Regions from separate parts of the Homo sapiens genome. Here regions 2 and 3 are each linked to region 1. Evidence: read pairs that join two places in POLR2A ChIA-PET (ENCODE). Cell type or tissue: GM12878. All regions are shown on one strand. Links, peaks and the distances in the headings refer to the core of each region. The heading gives the core; the rest is flanking DNA.

Evidence for each region. ChIA-PET counts read pairs that join two places held together with the same protein. Peaks named below come from ENCODE experiments on the same cell type or tissue, not always from the same donor. Only the 100,000 strongest peaks of a DNase experiment are listed, where the experiment ranks them.
Region 2: POLR2A ChIA-PET joins it to region 1 with 5 read pairs; 1 of 35 experiments calls an interaction of 5 or more read pairs at or near these places.
Region 3: POLR2A ChIA-PET joins it to region 1 with 5 read pairs; 2 of 35 experiments call an interaction of 5 or more read pairs at or near these places.

The regions. Positions count from the first base shown.
Region 1 is chr9:123,994,307-124,000,409 of GRCh38, reverse strand. It overlaps LOC105376267 (a long non-coding RNA gene), which reads left to right and starts at 1,023. Exons shown (of 3, transcript XR_930333.4): 1 at 1,023-1,262; 2 at 1,691-1,762; 3 at 3,291-4,302. RefSeq lists silencers at 115-184, 375-534 and enhancers at 1,578-2,332, 2,412-2,521. In GM12878, for the core only: no CTCF peak of the experiment used is centred there; DNase peaks (open chromatin) are centred at 2,399 and 3,569; H3K4me3 peaks cover 1,833 bases; H3K27ac peaks cover 2,132 bases.
Region 2 is chr9:123,634,943-123,641,045 of GRCh38, reverse strand. The region is part of intron 9 of DENND1A (DENN domain containing 1A); the gene reads left to right. Among named protein-coding and RNA genes, the nearest start is that of MIR7150, 150 kb to the right of the region's middle. In GM12878, for the core only: no CTCF peak of the experiment used is centred there; a DNase peak (open chromatin) is centred at 2,815.
Region 3 is chr9:123,690,084-123,696,186 of GRCh38, reverse strand. The region is part of intron 5 of DENND1A (DENN domain containing 1A); the gene reads left to right. Among named protein-coding and RNA genes, the nearest start is that of MIR7150, 210 kb to the right of the region's middle. In GM12878, for the core only: no CTCF peak of the experiment used is centred there; no DNase peak of the experiment used is centred there.

The DNA.
Region 1 (6,103 bases), core at 439-5,438:
CAACTCGCCCAAAGCCCTCCCGGCCCGACGGGGCCCTCCCGTGCTCCCGGCTCAGTGGCAGCGGCGGTTCCCGGTCCGGGTCCGCGGGTGCCTGCCGTGGCCCTCCCCGCACCACGCGCAGCCCTCCAGGCCCCCGGGGCGCGCCGAGGCGCTTCCTTACCTTGGTGAGTCCTCCGCAGCGGGTGTGGCCGGCTCTGCGGGCGGCCCCGGGCCAGGGCCGGGGGGCGGGGGGCGGGGGTGCCGGGCTAGGGGGGAGCGGCAGGGTGAGGGCTGGGGGCGCGGGCACGGTGCCCAGCGGGGGTGAGGGGGCCGTTGGCAGCCCCAGGGCCCTCGGGCGGGCCGGGCCGAGCCGGAGGAGGTGCGCGGCGCGCGGGGCCGGGGAGGGGCGCCGGGGCCCGGGCCGGAGGGCGGAGGGCTCCCTCCTGAGGCGGGCGGGGTGCTCCAGCCTGCGGGGCCGGCCCGGAGCCGGGCTAGGCGCGCGGGAGGGAGGCCCGGCGCCCGGGGAGCCGAGGACTGGGCGCGCGGATCAGAGGGGCCGTTTTTCTTGCCTCGGCTGACAAATCAATCAGGGCCAGCCGGGCGCCGGGAGCGGCCACCCGGGCTGCGGCGCGCGGCTCCCCGCTCGCCCCGCGTTGCCAGCTGCCGGCCGCCTGGAGTGGGCGCGGGCCGCGGCGCGGGCTGGCTGCGGTCATTAGGCTGCGGGCGCGTGCGGCCGGGGGCGGGGGCGGGGGCGGCGGCGAGCGCCGGGAGGGGGCGGCGCGGCGTCCCCCGCGTCCCCCGCGTCCCCGGCCTCCCCACCCCGCCCGCCGCCGTCCCGCGCCCGCTAGCGCTCGGCGTCCCCCGCCCCCCGCTCCGTGGCTGTCACCGGCCGGTCCCCCCGGCCGTCCCCGCCCGCCTCCCCCTGTCTCTTTCCATCTCCCGGTCTCCGCGGCGTTTCTCTGCCTCCTTCCTCGCCTCTCCCGGCCTCTCTGGCTGTCCCCGGCTCTCTTCCTCACTGCCTCTCTCTTTTTCTCTTACCCCTCTCTCCTCGGCTGCTCTCACCACTTCCTCCCTCCCTCTCCGGCTTCCTTCTACCTCCCCTCACTCTCCCCCCTTTCTCGCCTTGCTCAGGGGGACTCGCTATCTCTTTCTCTGTCTCTCCTTGGAACAGCGGCCCCCAAAATGCAACTGAAGCCATTTCCCTGCTCTGAGACCTCGGACAAGTCACTCCCCGCCAGGGCTGCAGTTTCCTGTCTCTAAAAGGAGTTGATGAGCAGCTCTAGGTGGGGTGGCGATGGGGGACGCAGGAGGTGCCCCGTGCCTGTGGTCCCCTGTTGAAGTTCACGCCTCCTCAAATGCAGCGGCCACCCAGCGCTCGCTGGGTGCCATGTGTGCCCCACAAAACACCTTTCCTCAGCCTCGAGGACAAGTACCAGAGGCCAGTTCCGCGGGAAAAGTTAATGGTGGTTTCCTCCAGGGTCCCTAAAGCCCCTCCTGAAAAGTGACTGTGGTTCCCCTCCCCCTGTCCTCAGGTTTTGAGTGGGCACAACCTAAGCTGGATCTGATAGGCCCTGTCACCTGCTGGTTCCTCCCTGGTTGACACCAAGCAGAGGGGCAATGCTCTCTCGCTGTCCTTAGACCCAAGCAGGAGAAAAATCTACCCTCCCTCCTTCCCTCCCCATTCCCCATCACACCATGATTGGCTTTTAAGCTTCAGGGATGTTTCCCGGACCGAGTGTGGCTTCAGAGTCAGAGAGATGTGAGTTCAAGACCACTTGCTTAGGTAAGTCACACTGCTCCAAGTTTCAGTTTCTTCATCTGTGAAATGGGAGCAATAACCACCTCTTTTTCAGGATTGCCATTGAGATCATTCGTGGAATCCATAAAGTGCCCAGCCCACAGGTTATTTATTCTGTCCAGCTTTTATTCAAGCTTTTTGCTTAGCACTGAGGAAACAGCAATTCACGAGGCAGGCATGGTCTCTGCCTTCATGCAACTTGCATTCTAGGAGGCAGACAGACTGTGGACAGCAATTACAGAATTTCATGACAGTTATACAAGTGCCATGGAACATATAGAGTACGATAAGACCAGATATCCAGGGAAACTGACCTGGTCTGGGGCTCAGGAAGGCCTTTCCCAAAGTGTGATGACATCGAAGCTGAGACCTGAAGTCAATTGGGGCACCAGGATTGCAGTTGGTAGGAAGTGGGCAGGGGGTGCTAAAAGAGGTGGTGGAGGGAGAGCGTTCCTGGCACGAGGGAGCAAGGCCAGCGCGAAAGCCGGAGTGGCCGGTGTGGGGTGGGGAGCGGGATGAGGCTGCAGAGGTGGGCGGGGCCAGGCGTGGGCAGGCAGTGTCTTGTAGGCTGTGCTGGGAAGTCCCGGCCTCAGCGCACAGAAACTGCTCTCATGAACCCTCAACCACATGAGTCCCGATTTCCCCTTTTCTGAGCTGGAAGGAAGAAGCCAGGCCAGCATGCAGACTCATTCTTTGCCTTTGGTTATTCCTGGGGGCTGCCATCTCTTGTCCTCTCCTTTGCTATGTCCCAGCACTGTGCACCCAAAGATGTCATTGCCTACTATGACAGCCATGCCCCCACCCGAGGGCCTCCCTGGCAGCACACACTCAGGCTTGGTTTCTGTTTGTGCCCTTAAAGTCAGGCCCACAGGAGGCATCGTCCTTGGCCACTGATCCCCTGTTGTGTGCCAGGCCCTGTGCTGGGCATGGCCCCTGTCCTCACAAAGCACTCCTTTTTCTGGGAAGACACTTTTGAGCACACAGGGATGCAATGACCATGATGAAGGAGTCTCATGGGGGACCTGAGGCATGGGGCTGGAAGCTCTTTGAGGGCAGGTCCATCGTGTGTTTTCTCACCTCGCATCATCATCAGGGTGTGGCACTGTGCCTGGCACCAAGGCAGACACTCAGAAACACGTATTTGGAGGATGAAAAAGAAAAGTGGAGTTTAAACATAGAAGGATGAAGGCTCAGTAGGAGCTCAGAGAGCCACAAGAAAGGGGGAGGAGACCTGCCTCTGAAGCTCTGTAAGGAGGAGGCAAAGGGCTCTGTAGTGGGAGGGAGCTGATGCTTCTGGGGCTCCTCCTCCTGGGGCCAGGCAGGTGCTGGGCACTTTTGTGCAGTTCCCTGGGCCAACCTCCACAGCGCCCCGCCTCGAGGGCACCATTGGCCCCACTTTTCTGTTAAAGCGCTAGGGTCCAGAGGGGTTGCGTCACAGGCTTGAGGTCACACAGCCAGTAAGAGCCTGCGCCCGGATTTGAACCCTGGTCCGCCTGCTCCTCTTTACTAAAAGGAGGAAGCAAAAGAGGAGGAGAAGGCAGAGGAAGGCGACGACTGAGAACAAAAGAAGAGCAGTGGCAAAGGAGTGAGCTCCATGAGTAATTTTTCAACTTAAAAACAATTCCCATTTCCCAGCCCTGCGGAGGCAGGCGCAGCGGATCTGAGGCGAGGCCGGCCCTCTGACTCGCAGGAGCCTGCCAAGGGGCCCCGGCAAGCTGCTTCAAAGTCGGCCTCTTCAGCACAGGCGCTTTTAAACTTCACACGGGAAACTTTCCAGGGCTGACTTTTTGCACTTTGTTTCCAAATCAAGAGATGGGGAAGTCCCTCTCAGCCCAGCGGGGAGGCGATCACACTGCGAGACTTGCCCTAGGGTTTTTGGCTTGGCACTGAGCTCCTCAATAGGGCAAATGGGCTGATCCCCAGATGTAGGGGTGTGGGGCCCTGTCCCCTGCCCGAAATGGGTTCCCAGGAAGAATTCAGGGTGTGGGCTTGGCAGCCAGTGCCCCCCTACCCCCCCTCCGTCCCCAGGGTCCCCAGGGGGGATAAGGCCTCTCTTCCTGTATCCTCCCAAGTCTGTTTCTACCTGGGTTCCAGGTGGCTTTTGTGGACAAGATGCGACCACCTCATGAGGATCAAGATGTACTCCTTGCTCTTCTCTGCACAGCAGTCTCAAAACTAGGCTACACCGTCTGTCTCCTCTGGTCACCATTTTGAGAGGCAGCAAGGGTCTTCCTAACCCTCAGCTCCCTCTGATTTTTGGAATTCAGATTTGGATTTTGGATGTACATCAAGAGGCTGGCTCCACGCATTTTAATTAAGTTGTCTTTTTTCATTTATTACTAATACACTCCTCTTAACTATGATTTATTGGTTAAACAAAGCACCATAAGCCGTCACTTATTCATCTTAATTTCAACAAAATTAAAGTAGTCGCTGTTAGATTGCACCTAATTGCACTTGCAATGAAAAGAACGGAGATGTTAATCAAAATAAATTGAAGATAAACAATAAAATCATTACATCTTTGCGGTGGTAAGTGTAACTAATCAGTTTTGACTCGAAGTGACCGAGCAGGAATAATGAATGTGTCACCGAAGGCACGCTCATTAAGGGAGGCTGCCGGGACCTGGTCCTCAGGGCAGCAAACAGCCACCCTGCCCATGTGGCTCTGAGGGTTCCTGCCTCCTGGGCTGGGCAGAGGGACCCCAAGGAGTAAAGTGATTCAGGAGGAGGCTCAGAGAATGGAAGCGAGTCATGGATGGGGGTCTCTGAGGCTGCCCTGCTACAAAGGGGTCCTCTCACTCTGATGGGAAAGAGGTCCCAGGCTCGTTACTGGACAGCCCAGGAAACCAAGGATGGGGTGAAGGCAGCTGGAAGACAGACAGACAGCCCGATATCCAGGGAATATAAACAGGCAGATGCACTGCAGGGTCACAGTAGAGAAGAGTCAAGCATTAAGAGACAAGGAGAGCTGGGTGCGGTGGCTCACGCCTGTAATCCCAGCACTTAGGGAGGCTGAGGCTGGTAGATAACCTGAGGTCAGGAGTTCAAGACCAGCCTGGCTAACATGGTGAAACGCTGTCTTTATTAAAAATACAAAAGAATTAGGCAGGCATGGTGGCGCACACCTGTAGTCCCAGCTACTCAGGAGGCTGAGGCAGGAGAATTGCTTGAACCTAGGAGACAGAGGTTGCAATGAGCCGAGATTGGTACCACTGCACTCTAGCCTGGGCAACAAAGTGAGACTCCATCTCAAAAAAAAAAAAAGAGAGAGAGAAGGAGAGTTGGGCACAGTGGCTCATGCCTATAATCCCAGCACTTTGGGAGGCCAAGGCAGGTGGATCACTTGAGGTTAGGAGTTTGAGAACAGCCTGGCCAACATGGCTAAACCCTGTGTCTACTAAAAATACAAAATTAGCTGGGCATGGTGGTGCACACCTGTAATCCCAGCTACTCGGGAGGCTGAGGCAGGAGAATTGCTTGAACCTGGGAGTCAGAGGTTGCAGTGAGCCAAGATTGTGCCATTGCACTCCAGCCTGGGTGACAGAGCGAGACTCTGTCTCAAAATAGAAAGAAAGGAAAGAAAGAAAAGAAAAAGAAAGAAAGAAAGAAAAGGAAAAGAAAAGAAAAGAAAGGAGAAAGAGACAGGCAGAAGAGCAGTGAGGGAAAGGAGTCTGGCCAAGGCCAGAGATGGACAATCAGACAGGGACAGACAGAGAAAGGAGCTGCAGAGGGAGGGAAAGCGAGGCAGCTCTGACAGTGATGGAGGAGGGACGGGGAACCAGCTGAGTGAGGAGAGGGAGGCAGAAGAGAGAACCAGGCCGATCTGCAGAGGTGGAGGCTGTGGGTCATCATTCAATCATCGCTCCTGTGAGGACTATACATGCACATTTTCATTTGGAGCCAGTTAAAGCTCGGGAGCTTTCAGGTTAGGATTCTGGGGACACAGCAGTCCTCAGCAGTCTGGGCAGGTAAACGACTGTCAGGATGGAATCCCTGGACTGGGATCAGGAACACAGGGGGAGTGATCATGAGTACTGAGGCAGAGGGCCACCTGGAGGACTCCTGGGCTCATCCTCCCACCACAGGGCTTTCATAGCCCTTAAAGGGTCCAGATGGGGCTCCTTCCTCATGTCACAGGCCTCTGTGCCAGCCTTTGGGTTGCTGGCCTGGACACCAGATGCTGTGCAGAGTTGCTCTGGCTGAGGCTGCCTTAGCAACACCCTCTTTCCAGTCTGGGAAGATCCAGAATGTGGGCAACTTCGGGAAATGGGAAAATCAGAAGATACATCCTGGTAGGACTGGGGGCAGAGACCAGGAGAGACA
Region 2 (6,103 bases), core at 315-5,314, 360 kb after region 1:
GACACGGAGCACATTCACATTTGTTCTTTTCTGCTACCTTGATAGCTTCAGAGTCTACCAGCTAGATGTGTCAGACAGCCCTGCTGGAGGTATCTTTTCCCAAGAAAAAAGACAGCAGGAGTGGAGGAGAGAGTATCAGACTGCAAGTCAGGATGGCTTTGTTCCACTTCTGCCTCCGCCTTGTACTTAATCCACCATGTGCCACTTTCTAGCCATATGGCCTTGGGCAAGTTACTTGACCTCTTGGAGTCCCTCTGTCCTCTTCTGTGAAAATGGGGATAGTATTCACACCTACCTCAAGGTGGTTAAAAAGATCCGGTGACCATCCAGATATGAAAGCACAGAGCCCAGCACTGGGCGCACTATTCACTCTGTAAATGTTACCTGAGGCTGAATCTCATCCTTGCAGGCCATAAACCCCGATTTGACTCTCAGAAACAAGGAGAGCGATAAAGATCCTAGGAGACTTCTGAATATTAGGATCGTCGTAATAGCAGATAGGGAGTGAATCCAAGCAAAACAGAATAGTCACGGCAACTCCCAAGAGGTTTTGCGTACGGACCACTTCTCCCTAGTCATTTAGTCATTGAATAAATGGTCATTTCTCATTCAAGTCCTCACAGAGCTTGAGTGGCCTAAGAAGCTGCTGTGTTCTCTTGACCCACCCTTACCCCCTGACTGGCCTGTAGCTGGGAGGAGGACTAGCAGCTTCTCTGTCTTCAACCTTCAGGGCTCTGATGTCTCTGTCTCTGTGAAGCAGGCCTGATTCTTGCCCCAGGCAGAATTAATGATTCTTTCTTTATATGCTAACACACTTGAACCTCTATTATAGCATCTCTTTCATAATGCTTTTGTGTGGAAGTTGATTGTTTGCATTTTGATCTTTCTCTCTCTATTTTAAATTGCTTGAGGGCATGGTGTGTGCACATAGTGGATACTCAGTAATTGTGGGATTAATATAGATCAGAGCACAGAAGCAGTTTCATGGGGGCTAAGAGCACAGAATCCAGAGCTCAACTTCCCTAGGTTCATATCCTAGTTCTGCCAATAGCTGTGACCTTATACAGGTTCCTCAACACCCAGGAGCCTCAGTTTCCTCATCTATAAAATGGGGACAATAATGCTACCTACCTTATAGGGCTGTTGTGAAAATTAAGTGAGTTAAATATATGTGAAGCACTGTTCTCAGTGATTGGCAGATAGTAATGTGAATTCAGTGGTCATGGTGGTGGCTGTTTTTTGTTTTTGTTTTTTTTTTTTTTTTTTTTGAGATGGAGTTTCGTTCTTGTTGCCCAGGCTAGAGTGCAGTGGCGAGATCTTGGCTCACCACAACCTCTACCTCCCGGGTTCAAGTGATTCTTCTGCCTCAGCCTCCCGAGTAGCCGAGATTACAGGCATGTGGCACCATGCCTGGCTAATTTTGTATTTTTAGTAGAGACGGGGTTTTTCCATGTTGGTCAGGCTAGTCTTGAACTCCCAACCTCAGGTGATCTGCCCACCTCAGCCTCCCAAAGTGCTGGGGATTACAGGCGTGAGTGTGGCTGTTTTATAGCTTGAATCTTTCTTCTGAGGTTTTTTTTTTTTTTTTTTTGGTAGGGGGTTGGGGGGATACGGAGGCTCATTCTGTTGCCCAGGCTGGAGTATAGTGGGGTTATCTTTGCTCACTGCAACATCTGCCTCTCGGGTTCAACTGATACTCGTGCCTCAGCCTCCCAAGTAGCTGGGACTACAGGCGCCTGTCACCACACCCAGCTAATTTTTGTATTTTTTGGTAGAGAAAAGGTTTCACTCTGTTGGCCAGGCTGGTCTCGAACTCCTGACCTGAAGTGATCCGCCTGCCTTGGCCTCCGTAAGTGCTGGTATTACAGGCATGAGCTACCACCTGCGGCCTACAGTCACTTTCTAAGGTTAAATTTGCCAAAGAAAACTACAGGGAACAGTCCTTTTTCTTTTTCTTTTTCTTTTTTTTTCTTTCTTTCTTTTTTTTTTTTTTTTTTTTTTTTTTTACTACTCATGCAAATTTAGTAACTCACCACCTGAAGGTTCCTTAGTTTCTTCATGTGTGGGTACCTGACAGATAGGTACTCACGATTCCATGTTCAGTTATGCTTTCTTTTTAAAAGTATGATTCTTTATTAAAGCAATAGTATAGATCCATTAGCTAAACATAAATTATGATTTATATTGTCAAAGAAATAGAAATATCCACTTAGACTAGATTTGAGGTGGCAAATCGATTTCTTCTTGAGTGCCCACTTTGATCCATTGATCAAAGGTGCATGTGAGGCTGGGCATGGTAGCTCACACCTGTAATCTCAGCACTGTGGGAGGCTGAGGTGACCTCAAGTGTGAGGTCAGGAGATCGAGACCAGCCTGGCCAACATGGTGAAACTCCGTCTCTACTAAAAACACAAAAATTAGCTGGGCGTGGTGGCATTCACCCAGCTACTCGGGAGGCTGAGGCAGGAGAATCACTTGAACCCAGGAGGCAGAGGTTGCAGTGAGCCAAGATTGCACCACTGCAACGCCAGCCTGGGTGGCAGAACGAGATTCTGTATAACAACAACAACAAAAGTGCATGTGAGGAAGGATTGTGGGCCACATCCCGACTCTGTGATCAGTTAGTAATGTCTGTCACAGATATGGCTTGGAGGAGTGGTGGCACATTGGCTGTCCCTGTATTGAATACATTGTTATCAGTCCCCCATGTAACCCTGCCTTTTTCTTTTTCATCTTAAAGAGGAAAGAAAGCTCTTTCCTCACTCATGGTGCTGTGGGCTTATTTACAGTGTGGTTTACCACACCATGGTTTTCTGCTTCTGCTTTGGTAGCTAAAGCTTTTCTCTGGCAGTTTTAGTTGCTTTGATGTTTTAAAGTGTCAAATCTTGGCATGAAAGCTTGTTGCCCCGGTTAATAACTTACTCTAATTACTCTAGTAGATAGCTTTAAAAAAAAATGGAGAGAAGTGATTAAGCAGGCGGTTGATTGCCTGTGTAAGCTTCCTCCTGACTAGGTGATATTGCTGTTGGGGGAAGACGCTTTCCTTCACTCCTTGTTGGGTGGTTTTTTTGGTGTGTGTGTGTGTGTGTGTGCGCGTGTGTGTGTGTGTGTGCGTGTGTGTGTGTGTGTGTGTGTTTATTCCTTCCCTTTCCCAAAAGATAATGGAGAAGGAAAAAAGTAAGATGAGTTCCACCCAGCTGAAAATGAAACTACTGGAAGAACGATTGTTGCCATTACCCCCTGAAAAGCAGCCCTGCATTTCAGCTGCTAAGAAAAGCAAGACACTGTTTGCTCTTTCCTTCTACTCACATGTCCGGCATCTGTCTAGAGTAGCTGAAGGTTCTTTGATTTCTGAGATGTTCTAAGTTGCCTTTCTGCTAGAGTATCTTTGATAGTTTCTTGAAAGCCTATTCATCCCCCACTAAATACAGTAACTACAATTTGAACATAGCTGAACCCTTTATAATTAAAGGTTTTTCTCACAGCCATGGAAGGGTTGAAATAGGTTGACTTCACAGAGTCCCTGCAGATTTTGCTTAAAACGTTTTGATGATTTTAGAGAGGATTTGTCATTTAAGAATAAATTATAATCAAAACAAAAACCACAGCAGTGTTTGAATCATGGCACCATGATACTACGAAGATGGTTTATAATTAAATAAAAGAATCAAGTTCTCAAACTGAGAAAGGGAACAACTTCCCAAGACACACAGCATTTTCTACAGCTGCTCTAAATAAGATGATCCCTGGTCAAAATGAACAAACTTAAGAATGACCTCCCTTTAAAGTCAGTAATCTGGTATCCTTTCTGTATTTATCATTTTATTCATTTCTTTGCGTTTATGTTCAGAGGGGAAATCCAAATGCCTCTAACCCTGTGAAGCAGGTGTTGGTTTGATTATTTAACATTCTGAATTCTAGGATGGAAAGAATGACTGTGACCATCTGATTGTCTTCCTCTGCCAGCTTTTAGAGCTTGGAATCTTAATACTTTTTCAAAACTGTACAGCCTCTAGTTGTGATCTATTAGGCAATTGCAATTTGTTAAATGTCTGGGGCCGGGCGCGGTGGCTCACGCCTATAATCCAGGCACTTTTGGAGGCGGGCGGATCACATGAGGTCAGGAGTTCGAGACCAGCCTGACCAACATGGAGAAACCCCATCTCTATTAAAAATACAAAATTAGCTGGGCATGGTGGCGCATGCCTGTAATCCCAGCGACTCGGGAGGCTGAGGCAGGAGAGTTGAACCTGGCAGGCAGAGGTTGTGGTGAGCTGAGATTGCGCCATTGCACTCCAGCCTGGGCAACAAGAGTGAAACTCTGTCTCAAAAAAAAAAAAAAAAAAAAGTCTGGTAATCTTGCCTATTCTTCCTCATGGTGTGAATCTGGAGGCATTCTCCATTCCCCAAACATTTACTCAGCACCGACTCTGTGTCAAACATAGTAGGAGGTAAGAAGAGGAATATTTGGGAGGCCGAGGAGGGCGGATCACCTGAGCTCGGGAGTTCGAGACCAGCCTGGCCAATTTGGCGAAACCCTGTCTTTGCTAAAAATACAAACATTAATTGGGCGTGGTAGCAGGTGCCTGTAATCCCAGCTACTCAGGAGGCTGAGGCAGGAGAATCACTTGAACGTGGGAGGCAGAGGTTGCAGTGAGCCGAGGTCCCACCACTGCACTCCAGTCTGGGTGACAGAGCGAGACTCCATCTCAAAAAAAAAAAAAGAGGAATCAGATGTGGTCTTGGTCCTTGAACAGCTCAAATCCATAGCCGTCGTGTTCCTGGTCACCTGGGGTCATCTACATCTGAGTTCTTCAGAGTATCAGGGGCCAAGTAAGGAAGACAGCTGTGCCCTGGTCAGGTGATGGAGATGGGGTGACCTAAAAGTGGTGGTTCCTACATAGCTCATGAATTCCAGCTGGGCCCTGGAGCTGCAGAGCTGAGAAAGCAAGACCAGCTTAAAGACAGACCCTGATTTGCTTCGGCTTAGTACAGGTGAAGAAGGTAAACTGGGGTAGAGGAGGAGCCTTCTTCACTTCAAAGGATAGCAATTCCTCTAGAATTGTGAGTTGTCAAAGCTGGAAAGGAACACAGAAATCTTGTAGCCTAGTCTCTTATTTTACATACAGGACAAATTGAGACCTAGGAAAGGAAGTGGCTTGCCCAGGTCAAAAAGTTAGCAGAAGACTCGGAGCAAGTATGTGAAAGGGAACACGACAAAAAGCAAGACTTTCCAACACTTTCAAGCCAGCCTGTCAGATGTATGTACTCAAAAAGGAATGTAAACCTTTCTCTTTGACTAATAATAATTACTTCATTGTCTAGAATTTCCTGTGGGTTAAAGACACTACAACACCTTAGTTAAATGTAACTAATCCCCAGGAAATGATCAGATCTGTGTTTGTTTTAAAAATGATTATTTTCTGTCATTGGTATTTTGTCCGAGACATTTGGACATCTAGCAGCAAGGCAAATGCATATCTGTGTCATTTAACAATGTCAGCAGGTATTGTTACCTCATCTATTTCAGAGTCCTCCACACTGTGGAAGGCACAGGGTATACACTCGAATACTTTTTGAGTTTATTATGCATTGTGGAAACACAGTGGCCATTATATTCTGACAGACCTGGATGTGAGTCCCAGTTCTGTCACTTACTGTCGATGTGGCCTTGGGCAAGTTATTTCACCTCTGAAACTGTTTCCTAATCTGTGAAATGTGGTGATGAGTGTATATGTGTATCAACACACACGCACTCTTTCCTTTAAAACAATACTTTGCAAGGGTCTAAACCCCAACATGGTACCTACACATATTGTGGTTTTGTCTTTGGAGGGGGCATTCTTATTTTTATTTCACGTCAAGTTGCAGAGCTGCTATTAGGATTCAGCGGAGGCATTGGTATCTAAGATTGTGACAATCTGGGCTTTATCTCTGAGAAATGACTGAAAAAAAAAATGTGTCCTTGTGATTTTTCCCACTCCGTCATTGATCACTCTCCGTTCATGTCCTACTCCCACTGCCTTCTCCTCGTCTCCCTTTGCCTCAGAGAAAACTAATGGAGCCATAGAGAAAGCTCTGAGATATAAATGACCTTGTGCAC
Region 3 (6,103 bases), core at 315-5,314, 300 kb after region 1:
ACAAAATCTGAAATCGTGTAATTGAATGGCTTGGCAGAATAGGTAAATGAATGTAGCAACATGCATTCAAATATGTCTCTTGGGTTTGTAATGAGCTGATTTTGAAGTTCACAGTTGTAAGACTTGCCATTTTATTTCCTGATTTTATACTCCGGACCCAGACAAAGGTGCCAGTTTTTTGGTGTGGGTTTTTTTTTTTTTTTTGTATTAACAGAAAAAGGAAGAAGAAAATTGTTCATAAAAATCAGTTTGCCTTTTTTGGGCATCACTATTGGATTCTGTGTTCCAGTAACCTTTATTCAACTGTCCTTCTATAAAATTATCTTCTAATGTGACCATTTCTACTTAATTTTAGAATTATTAACTGCCTCTGTTAGAGCTGAAAGAAATTCTGTCATGTTGGCCGGGGTTGGTAGTCTGCCACGGGTGTGTGCCCACACTAGTATGAGAGAGAGTTGTTGCCTGTGCATACTTCTCTCATAGCATTAATCTTAGTAATTACACTTGTTGATTTACAAGTCTGAATCCCCCACTAGACACTGAGCTCCTTGAAACTAGAGATTGTATCAGAATCGCCTGTTAGCCCCAGGACCCAGCAAAGGACCTCACAGTCAGTCAATGGTTTATGACCAATGAGCTATAGAATGCTGTATTAGTCAGAGTTCTCTAGAGGGACACACTAATAGGATATATATATATATAAAACTCAATGACATCATATTCTTTAGAATCTATAGTGTTCTTATCTCTAATAGTGTTTTGAAAATTGGTATCCTTGTTAGCTTGAATCCTCCAAGAAGCTGACATCAAGACAGGATTAACAGATTCTGTGTTGAAATAGAATGATTTATAATTTCAATAATATTTAGCGTATGGACTTTTAACAGTAATGTGCTGACAACAATCTTATTTGAATTTCTTTTGAAGTTAAGGCTTATATTCTTAGAGAACTTTTGTTTCTCCATATATATATATATGGAGAGTTATTAAGTATTAACTTACACAATCACAAGGTCTCACAATAGTCTATCTGCAAGCTGAGGAGCAAGGAGAGCCAGTCCGAGTCCCAAAACTGAAGAACTTGGAGTCTGACGTTTGAGGCCAGGAAACAATCCAGCATGAGAGTAAGTTGTAGGCTGGGAGGCTAGGCCAGTCTCTCTCTCCTTTTCATGTTTTTCTGCCTGCTTTATATTCACTGGCAGCTTATTAGATGGTGCCCACCAGATTAAGGGTGGATCTGCCTTCCCCAGCCCACTGATTCAAATGTTAATCTCTTTTGGCAATACCCTCACAGACACACCCAGGATCAATACTTTGTATCCTTCAATTCAATCAAGTTGACACTCAGTATTAACCATCACAACTGGTAAGCCAAATGGGTGTCCGAGTAGATACCAAAGTGTGCAGTAGACAAAAAGATCATCAGCTTTGGAGCTAAAGAGACATCATTTCGAATCCTGGTTAATTAAGAGATTGGGAATTGCTTATGGAATCCAATTGAGATTTTGATGTTTTAGGACAATTCTAGATATTGAAAACAGCGACTGCACTACTATACATTCAGACAAGAGAAACCATGTACTTTTGGTGGGAGATAGGGCAAAAGAGGAAAGGACAGAGTAATATTGGGAGATTGCCATTCAATGGGCACAGAAAGATCTACTTTTGGGTTTGTCAGGATGTCCTTTAGGCTATGCAGATGTGTGACTCTAGGTAAGTCCCTTATATTCTCTCAGCTCATCTTTCTTTTGCTACAAAATGAGAGAGTTAAACAGTTTAGAGCAACTGGCTGATCTCCCACTTTCTTTGCCTCACCTGGTTGGGCTTGATGACACAGAGCTTGGGTTTTACCTTTTCTTTTCAAGGAGCAAACCCTTGGCACCACTCATGGTATTACGGCCAGACCTCTGGGATGGGCATGATTTCTTAGCTAGGAGAGAGCTTGGTATAATAAGGAGGTTCTCAACCCCAGCATACATAGACAGACTTGGTTTATTTCACTCACTTGTGAGATGTTTCACAAATAATTTGTTAGTGTTAAATAATATAGCTAGGCCAGGTGCAGTGGCTCACGCCTGTAATTGCAGCACTTTGGGAGGCCAAGGCAGGCATATCACAAGGTCAAGAGATCGAGACCATCCTGGCCAACATGATGAAACCCTGTCTCTACTAAAAAAAAAAAAATACAAAATTTAGCCGGGTGCGGTGGCACACGCCTGAAGTCCCAGCTACTCGGGAGGCTAAGGCAGGAGGATTGCTGGAACCTGGGAGGCAGATGTTGCAGTGAGCTGAGATTGTGCCACTGCACTCCCGCCTGGTGAAAGAGAGAGATTCTGTCTCAAAATAATAATAATAATAATAATAATAATAATAATAATAATATAGCTAATGAAACTTGTGGATGATATACTGTTTTAATACATTAGGTGGACTGAAGACATTCCTATACTACCCTTCACTTGAGGTGGAGTGGCAGCTAGCACCATGGGGTTGTGATACATGGGCATGTCCATGGAACTCTATTGCCATGAAAACTTGTCCTTCATTGGTCAGCAGTCAGGGAAAAAAGCTAAAATATACAGTGTAGCTTAAAAGATCATGATAGAAGCCAGACTTAAAAGGCTATGTACTGTATTATTCCATTTCTATGATGTTCTGAAAAAAAAAGCGAAATTATAGGAATAGGAAAGAGATCAGTGGTTGCCAGGGCTGAGATTTGGGGAGGCAAGGTTGGCCACAAAGGAGCAACACAAGCAGGCTGGATGGGGTGTGATGGAAGTGTTCTATATCTTGATTGTCTGTGGTTGTTACACCGATGTGGGCATTTGTCAAAAGAGTGACTTTTACTGCATGTTTAAAAGAAGTGAATTTTTAAAAGAGAGATGGTGGGAAGGACAGGTGGAAAACAGATGATCTCAGTGCTGTGTGCTAAGAGCTATGACACATAAATAGACAGTGAGGGAGATTCTGTTGGATGGTGCACAAGCAAACATTTAGGGGTCCTGGAAATGTTGTATGGATTCATTGCGGGTGGTGGTTACATAGCTGTATCCAGTTGCCAAAATTCATCTATATATACACATAGAATGGGTGGAGTTTATTTGATATAAATTAAAATTCAAAGTTGATTTTTAAAAAAGAAAAAGGATCATGAGCTTTGGAACCAGAGACCATACTTCAAATCTTGACCATTTCTTTACTTGCTTGGTGATCTTGAGCAAGTCACTTCATGTCTCTGAGCCTCAGTTTCTTCATCTCTACATTATAGCTAAAAATACCCATCTCACATAGTTGAGGTGAGGAATAGAAATAATGCCTGATGGAGCTAAGGTACCAGATATTTTCATTTTCATCCCCAAAATGGCCCAGAGCACAGAACTGGTCTTTAAATTAACTGAAGCTGCCCTATTTTAGAGTCATAATAAAAGTTAAGTTCAAACATTTGTGAAAGGTAAAAATGTTACCATCCATATGTTTGTTTAATAGTAGCTCTTAGAATCTTATTAGCTTTGCTATCTTTTATATCACTATAGCATGCTAAATCTTCTAGGGTTAAGTCATATTTAATTAGTTAACTAAGAATAATATACGCTGTTCCTTCAGTCAGGAAAGCACAGGGAATTACTTATAGTGTTAGCTCGGAAAGAGTCATTCATTGAGGAATGATTGAAAAAGTACTAGTGACCCATTTATAATCCCCATCTTTTTTTAATTTGCTTTCATTCTGTCTTTGAAATGAAATCTTTATCTTGGGTTAGGGGAATAAATATTAATTTTAGAAATCCCTATTGGCCCAGCCCACTCTTTTGTGATTGACGCAATCTTAAAAGTAATTGGAAAGAACATCTGTGTGCTTGTGGCACTCAACATTTTAAAATCATTCAAAATGTGGTTGAGAACCATTCTTTCTCCTAAGAGAGTAGACATCTACCTAACAGTCATAACAGAAGCTACCTATTTTTGAGTCTCTGGTTTGTTTTGTGAACTGTGATAGGTACTTTGTGTTATTTTGCTTAATTTGTTCCATACCACCACTTTGTTAGGTAAACAGGAAGTGTTGCCCTTTTGCAGAGGAAAGTAGCCTTGGAGAGACGAAGGAACAGCTCTTGGGGGAGCCTGCTTGTCAATGGGAGGACCGCACCTGCTGCTCTGGATGGTCCAGCTCCCCTCCTCTCCTGCCATGTCTCACAATGGACACTGCTTCTGAAGGAAGCAGGCAACCCTCTGCCTAACAAATTCAGGTCAATCTTCTACATGACAGGAGCTCCTTTGTTAGCTCTCTTCTCCCAGAGTCAAATCTGTTTTTAAAATTTTATTCAGTAAGTAAAAGAGCACTGACGGAGGCCCTCATTTTTGGAACCTCCTTCTTCCTTGAGGACTTTCACCAGCCACATTGGTCTTAAAATTGTTGAGTTTATCTGATTCCAGACTATCCTCCTTCTAAAGCAGTCTTTTTACAAAGACAAAACCCATCAGATCTGTCCACTGCTTGAAACCCTTCTTTGATTTCAGGAAAAGAGTTAAACTCCATGGTCCAGCATGTAAATTTCTTACAAGCTGGGCTCTTTGGACTGCTCTAGTTTCATCTCTACTATTGCCAAAGATCCTCTCTCCACCCATCCCCACCCTCCAAAAAAAAAAAAAAATCACACAAAGAGACACCCCGCTCTACCCTTACTCTGGGATCCAGTAACCCCGAGCCATTTGTAATTCTTTGTTTCTTTGCCTCTGTAATTTTTGGTTTCCTCCAGACAGAATGTGCTTCTGTTTCATCCAGTTCGCCTTCCTCACTTAGCTGATACTACAGTCTAGTGGAGATGCCCTTCCTTGGTGCTGCCACAGCCCTTTGCCCACCTGTGTTGCAGCATCATCACGTAGCATTGTGATCCATCCTTTGCAGGTCTCTTCCCCAAGAGACTTAATAGTTCCTTGAGGACAGACAGCACTGTGTCTTGTTCATTGATTTATCCTAGCTGTCTAGGACAGGGCTGGCACACATTTATGCTTACTAAATGTTTGTATGAATGATCCAGCCTTGCAGATTTGGCCTGAAAATCTAACAGGGAAAAAATAGCTTCTGACCCCCCCATTTATTCCCTCTCAACTAAGAGTGACCTTAGATAAGGGAGGGTTGCTGTCTTCCTGAGCCTGCCAGGGTTTATTGAGGCTGACTGTACCCACATTAAGGAAAGGTCACTGAAAACCTTATTAGCACACCATCCTTGCCCTGAACTGAGATCCATGATAAGCATGGCACAGGAGGAAGAGCATGAGGCTCTCGTGTGACCAGTTTGTTAGAGAGTACAAACTTCCGCTTCATCCAGAAAGCCCATTTTGGAACTGGGTCATCACAGTTACTAAGCTCACTCACAGAAGCAGGAGGGCTGTTGCATCTTCATTCTATTCTCTCTGACCAATCCACCTCCCTAGCCCTTCGGCAAGACCACTTGGAAGTTGGTAGCCAGCGGGGAATCATACCTGTGGCTGTTTGTTTGTTTTTTAAAGAAAGAAAAGGAGGGGGGATATTTTGTTAACAGTTAATAAAATAATACATGTAGACTGTAGAAAGTTTGGAGAATATAGGAAAACACAAAAACTAAAATGAAAAAATCCTTCGTATATATTATAGAGCCTGCTTTTATATCTAAATATATTGTAAATGTTTTTCCATGTTAAGTATTCTTCTATAGTCTGATTTTAATGAATATATAATATTCCATCATTTTGATAGTTCATAATATATTGTAATCATTCTATTATTATACATTTAGGTTGCTTTCAAGTATTTTCAATTATGAATAACAGTACTTAACAGGCAACTTTTTTTTCTTAAATTTTAAGGCACTGCATGCTCAATACATAAGCTGTAGAAGACACAGAAAAGAATGCAGAAGAAAAAGATTTTCTACAATCCCATAATCTAGAAAAACCACTATTAGTTTGTCTTTTCTTCTGGTCTTTCTAGGAGCATATATGATGGCATGTGACACATAGTGGTGTATACCCCTTGTTTTCCCTCCTCCTTCCTCCCTCCCTCCCTCCCTCCTTTCCTTCTTCCCCCCTCCCTCCTTTTTCTTCCTCCCTCCCTCCCTCCCTCCCTCCT